Linked DNA regions of Mus musculus: region 2 is linked to region 1. The links are chromatin loops, found by intact Hi-C in ENCODE. Cell type or tissue: left cerebral cortex. All regions are shown on one strand. Links, peaks and the distances in the headings refer to the core of each region. The heading gives the core; the rest is flanking DNA. Region 1 overlaps Ppm1e (protein phosphatase 1E (PP2C domain containing)). Region 2 overlaps Ppm1e (protein phosphatase 1E (PP2C domain containing)).

Evidence for each region. Hi-C counts contacts between places; a loop is a spot of excess contacts. Peaks named below come from ENCODE experiments on the same cell type or tissue, not always from the same donor. Only the 100,000 strongest peaks of a DNase experiment are listed, where the experiment ranks them.
Region 2: a loop joins it to region 1, with 3 times the contacts of the local background. A loop is called at or near these places in 5 of 42 quality-filtered maps.

What each region holds. Positions count from the first base shown.
Region 1 is chr11:87,309,237-87,312,157 of GRCm38, reverse strand. The region is part of intron 1 of Ppm1e (protein phosphatase 1E (PP2C domain containing)); the gene reads left to right. Among named protein-coding and RNA genes, the nearest start is that of Gm22883, 8.1 kb to the left of the region's middle. In left cerebral cortex, for the core only: a CTCF peak has its summit at 1,240 (motif pointing right); DNase peaks (open chromatin) are centred at 1,603, 2,414 and 2,608; H3K27ac peaks cover 734 bases.
Region 2 is chr11:87,245,526-87,248,446 of GRCm38, reverse strand. All of the region lies in intron 2 of Ppm1e (protein phosphatase 1E (PP2C domain containing)), which reads left to right. It also overlaps a transcript of Trim37 not described here. Among named protein-coding and RNA genes, the nearest start is that of Gm22883, 72 kb to the left of the region's middle. In left cerebral cortex, for the core only: a CTCF peak has its summit at 1,241; DNase peaks (open chromatin) are centred at 377, 835, 1,089 and 1,469; H3K27ac peaks cover 2,039 bases.

The DNA of each region.
Region 1 (2,921 bases), core at 202-2,701:
GGATGTATGCATGTCTTCATGAGTATGTGAAAGCGATCTAGCACAGTGATGGGGGCGTGGATTTTGGTGTCAGACCGACCTGAAGTTGCCCCTGGCCTTAGGATTAATTGTGCATATTTAGGCAAGGCACTGAACTTCTCAAACCTGAGTTTCTTGTCAGGAAAATCCTTGAACATTCTCTTTACCTGTGGCTTTTCTTTACCCAGTTTTAGCTACCTGTAATCAACTGCCATACAAAAACAATATTTGGAACTTTGAGTTGTGTAATGGACTCTCACAGCATCTGCCTAGGATGAGCTGCATCTCTGGTTGCATCATGTCTAGGCAGCACGGGCTACCTGGCCAACAGTCGCATAGTATCTATCTTAGTTATCAGGTTACTGAAAACCTGGAAGTTCTTGACTTAAAAAGAAAGAAAAAAAGTGAATATGTGGAGCTTACTAAGATATACAATATACCATTTTGGGAGATGACATTTCCATTGCTCATGTGTGTGAGACAGAGCCTCACTGTGCAGTCCTGGTTTACCTGGAGCCTGATCTGTAGACCAGGCTGGCCTTGAACTATGGAGATCTGCCTGCCTTCTGAGGCCTAGACCTAAAGATGTGCACCACCATCTCAGCCTTTTACTTTTATTACAGTATAATTATTATATTTTATCTCTGCGCTGCCTAGATAACAAATTGGACTGTTTATTATAGTTGTATGTATAAGAAGAAGTTGCACACATAGGGTTTAGTGTCATTCCTGCTTTTAGGCCTATCCTAGGTTAGGTTATCCTAGGCTAAGGTTAGACCTCCTGCCCTGTAAGCAAGGGAGGGACTGCTGTGGTGTTGACTCACAGCCCTGCTGGGGGCTCAAATGACACATTTGATTTGGTAAAATAAGTTCAGGAATCATTCATAGTTAATAATTTTTTCCCATTTCAAATTACTTACTATTCAATTGTAGAAGATAGGATCAAAGAACTAAAAGATTGTGGTTTTTAGGATACAAATTGGTAATTTGTACTATTCTACTTATGCATATCAATGGCTAAAATACAGACTATGAATAAGGTAAATTAAATAAAATAGACTGAGTGTGCATCAGTGATTATAATCTATCTCATCATCATGTCCAAACTGCCAGAACCCAACAGGACTACTGTGTGCAGCTTCTCACTAAGGTATGCAAATGGGATTTAAAAAAATTTTTATGTACGAGTGCTCTATCTACATGTACACCTGTGTGCCAGAAGAGGGCATCGAATCCCATTACAGATGGTTGTGAGCCACCATGTGGTTGCTGGGAATTGAACTTAAGACCTCTGGAAGAACAGTCAGTGCTCTTAACCACTAGGTCATCTCTCTAGTCTGAAAATGGATATTTAAAAATAATAAAAATATACTTAAGGGTCTGGGTATAGTGCAGTCTGTGGAGTGCTTGCCTAGCAAGCATGCAGCCCTGGGCTCAGTCCCCAGCACCACATAAAATGGCATAGAGATGAGGATCTGAAATCACAGTGCTCAGAAGGGGGATGCAAGGCCACAGACATCCTTGGCTACATACCCAGTTGAATGCCAGTCCTGTCTCAGAAAAAAGAATGTATATATTTTAAACTCTGCTATGACTAAAGGAATTCCTTGTGGGAATGAGTCAGACCTAAAGGTTAGTAGCAGCGGTCTTGCTAATTTTAGATAGCTATCATGCTGTGTGAATAAGAAGCTACAAAGACCTAATAGATGCCCGAATTGTCATTATCAAGTAAAGTATAACTGAACTTGAAGCATTTACCCCTTGGCTTGATTCCAATGGTAGAACAAGATATTTAAAGTGCAAATCCAAAGCAGTTTATATAATTGATTGTATTCTATGAGATATTTTACATCTTAGCTAAGCTTCATATTTTAATAATCAACTGGAAAGCAGGAAAGAATTTACCAGAAAAAAGAAGAAAGCTGTTTTATCTCTCTATAAGTATTTCTACATTTAAGCCCTCTTTTCCAGTGGATACTGCTATGAGACCAAAATAATAAGATATCTTTTCATTTAGATATAAACACTGTGGGTATTGGGTAGCTGAGGTCCAGGTAGGCACTTTTCTGATACAATAGACGTGGCTTCCTTCCTTTATGAAGTGAGGAGAGATGGAAACAGAGCAATAGCCGAAATCCTCTACAGCAAGGGAGGAAATTTATCTTGAGAGCTGTAGGACCCGGGCAAGGGTGCTTACTCATAGCTAAAAGTGAGGGGGGTGCAGGGTTGGGGTAGGGTAGGCTGAACTATGTGACTGCCAGGAGTTTGCTGTCGATTAGGTCTTCAGAGCTGTTATTCATACGGCGTGATAATCTGCTTATCTAAGTTGGCAAGACTACTGCTTAGGTCTGACTCACTCTCACAAGGAATTCCTTTGCTCATGATGCACACTTTAAATATATGTGAGCATAGTCTTTTCTCAACAACTTCCCTAGCCTGTCTAAAACAGATCAGTTATTCCCCAGAAGTGTGCTGCTTAGTGTGAACTCAGCCAGTCAACCAGCTACCTATGCCTACCTGACATGCACTCTGCTAATGAGGGATTGAAAGGTGACAGAGGAAAAAGATCACTTTATGCTCAAGATGATGAAGCCGCAGCTTGAAGTGGGAGTTGAAGTAGCAGCTTCAGGAAGGAGTCTGGAAGGTGACAAAGAGCCCAGCTAAAGATGGATACAGAAGAGTAAAGTTGGAATGAAGGACTCATTAAGGGAGGTAGACAAGTGGGGGCATGTGTGTGTGTGTGTGTGTGTGTGTGTGTGTGTGTGTGTGTGTGTGTGTGTGTGTGGTGCGTGTGTGTAAAAGACCAAAGAGGCTCTGTACAGTACCAACTGAGATAAACAGGCATTATAGAGTGAGAGCAGCAATATGGTTGTGTAGTTGTCAAGTTAGATTTTTCGGGGGTT
Region 2 (2,921 bases), core at 181-2,680, 64 kb after region 1:
TTGTTTATCCATGGCGGCACCACCCCAAATACACCCCATCTCTTCTAAGATGTCATCCTGAAGAATACACATAAAAGCATACAACAGTTTTTAAAACTTAGAACAAGACTCATCCATCTTGTTAAGTTTTATATCCACTAAAACACAGCACTGACAGATATGTAACGTAATTTATTTATTACACGGATCATTGTGTGTCTTTGTTGATAAGGATTAAGGCTCAGCAGTCATTCCCACACTCAGCCCTGGTGTCAATGGAACTGAGCCCAAGGCCCTGGACATGATGCTCCTCACACACTGCTCAGAATGTTTTGAGACAGGTCTTGCTGACTGCCCAGGCTGGCCTGAAACACGCTCCTCCCACGCAGCAACCCAAGAGGCTGAGTTACAGGAATGTGCTGCCACACTGGCTTCCAGCTTACATATTGGGTTTAACCATACTTGAAAATGATTAAGCAAACTATTTGTATAAAATCAGGGCCTGAGTAACCCACCATACACTTCTATGTTTGGTGCAGGGAGCGGAACCTGGAGTTTCTTACATGCTAAGTATGTGTTCTACCAACAGAGTAACATCCCTAGCTTACTACTCCAAAATTTTGAGGGTGATATTTCATTGATATTTATTGGCTTTGAGACAGGGTCTTAACTCTGTAGCCTCAGGCTGGCCTTCAACTCACTGCCTTGCTGTAGTCTCCCGAGCGCTGAGATCACAGCATGCGCTACCATGCTTAGCCCTTCTGTTCTATTCTAAGCACTTGCCTATCAACATGGTACATAAGGAACAGAGCATGTGTTATAAATAGAAAGCCATCCCAGAGACTGTGTGGCATTCCTGCTCTTCCCGTCTCTCTCTGGACTGTGACAGAAAACTGTCAAGGAGGGAGTTACTACTTGTTCTTACTGAGAATAACGGATTCACCTAGAACCACATTGTCCCAGAGCCAAGCTGAATGGAGCCTTTCTAACAAGGCACGGTCTTTCCCCTGATGCTGATGCTGAAAGCAAAGCCCTTGTAATGAAAAGTTCTGCTCAACTGCAGAGGGGTGACAGCTGACTCAGCTGCAGCTCGACACAGTGACATTAGCGACTGACGAGCAGTTTACAGCTGTGAGTGGGTGGGCTGCTGCCTGGATGGTTCTCACTTTCTCACGCCCCTTATTTTGTTTTATTTTTCCATCTCAAGTGGCTATTATTTATATACTACTGTTCTATAGCACCCCTGCTGGAGACTGTCTCAGGGCTGTGTGCTGCCCCAAATGCTGGCTCTGGAGAATTAGCTGAACCCCACAAGACAATAAAAGTAAAATAAAGTTGATTTAAAAAAAATAGATGTCATTGATCACAATGTTGGAAATTTTTCCTAGGATATCACTCAGAATCATCTGCAGGCTGTTGAGATCTCAACCATCTGCCAATCTCTTAGCCATTTCACACAAATCAGTAGGTGTGAGCTGCACAGCTAGGGTCTCTACGGGGACACTGTTGGCCCACACAGTACAGAGGGACACATACACCGCTAAGGGCTTACAGCACAGGCAGTGAGGTCCCACTGAAAGGACACATAAAACCTCTCTTTAGCAGGAACTGGTTAAACGCCTTTAATCGCAGCACTCAGGAGGCAGAGGCTGCCATGTGGTTGCTGGGAACTGAACTTGAATCCTCTACAAGAGCAACCTGTGCTCCTAACCACTGAGCCCTTTCACTAGTCCTTAACATTTAAATTTTATTAGTTCCCTTACTGGACAGGGTGGTGTATATAATGACCGCGATATACGAACCACAGAAAGATGGAATTGTTTATATCATTGGCTGGGTATCTGGGAATGTGTCGTGTATTCCACCCGTTCTCCTTGGAGTTTCTGCATGCTTTGTAGGCCTCTTTTGTGATTTGTGTCAACTGAGGACACAGTCATGTCAAGTCTGCACGGGGGTAGGGATACCTCCTGTTGCAGTCTCTATGAGCTCTAGTACTTAAGAGGAATAAACATCTGGAGTTGCTTAAAGCAATAAAAATATTTGGCTGTTTATGGACTTGTTCATGTATATAACTCCTCAGGGAGTATTTGTTCTTTGAACTTCATTCTTTTTCAAATACACCCTTGCTTTTCAGTTATATAAAACTGAGAAGGGGCGGCTGGGTGTGGTAGTGCATGCCCACAGACCACAGCACTGGTGAGATGGGAGCAGCCTGTGCTATGAGACTGTCTCAGAACAAACAAATGAGCAAATACATAAATATGTTCAAGACATAAAGAAGACTGCTGTATATTAGTAATAAAGAGACCAGAAATAAAATCTTTTGACACTTTCTGGATATAAAGATGTTAAGAGTTCTGAGTTGATGTAGGGGCTCACACCTCTAATCCCTGTACTGAGTCGGCTGAGGGAGAAGGAATTCCAGACCAGGCCAGCCTGGGAACAGAGTGAGACCCTGTCTCAGAAAAGGGGTGGTGCAGTTTGTGTTGGATGTGATAATTTATAACTTGGGGAACTCTAACTCCAGCACTTGGGAGGCTATAGCAGGATCCTGCTTGAATCTGAGGCCAGCCTAGGCTCTATAGAGGAATTCTGTCTCAAAGAGATAGAGCATGTGCACGGTGTTTGTCTGGATGTACAGGGCTGGAGTTCTAGCCTCAGTACTATAAAACAGAAGGAAAATTAATGTAAGAATTATGCATAAGAACAGAAATGGAGTCACAGATTCAAGGCTAACCCGAGACTGGAAGTAAAGAAATGGGAGTCCAGGTTCCATGCTGCCGAGGAACACACAGTCTCTCTTCCTCTGGGTTTCTGTTCTAGGCTACAGGAAGCATCTGTAACCATTGCCCGTCTGCCACATACTTCCTCGGGCTGTCAAGCTGTGTCTGATTTAGTAAAGCAACTTTTAGGAGGCTTTTTTTTTAAAAACTGAGATATTA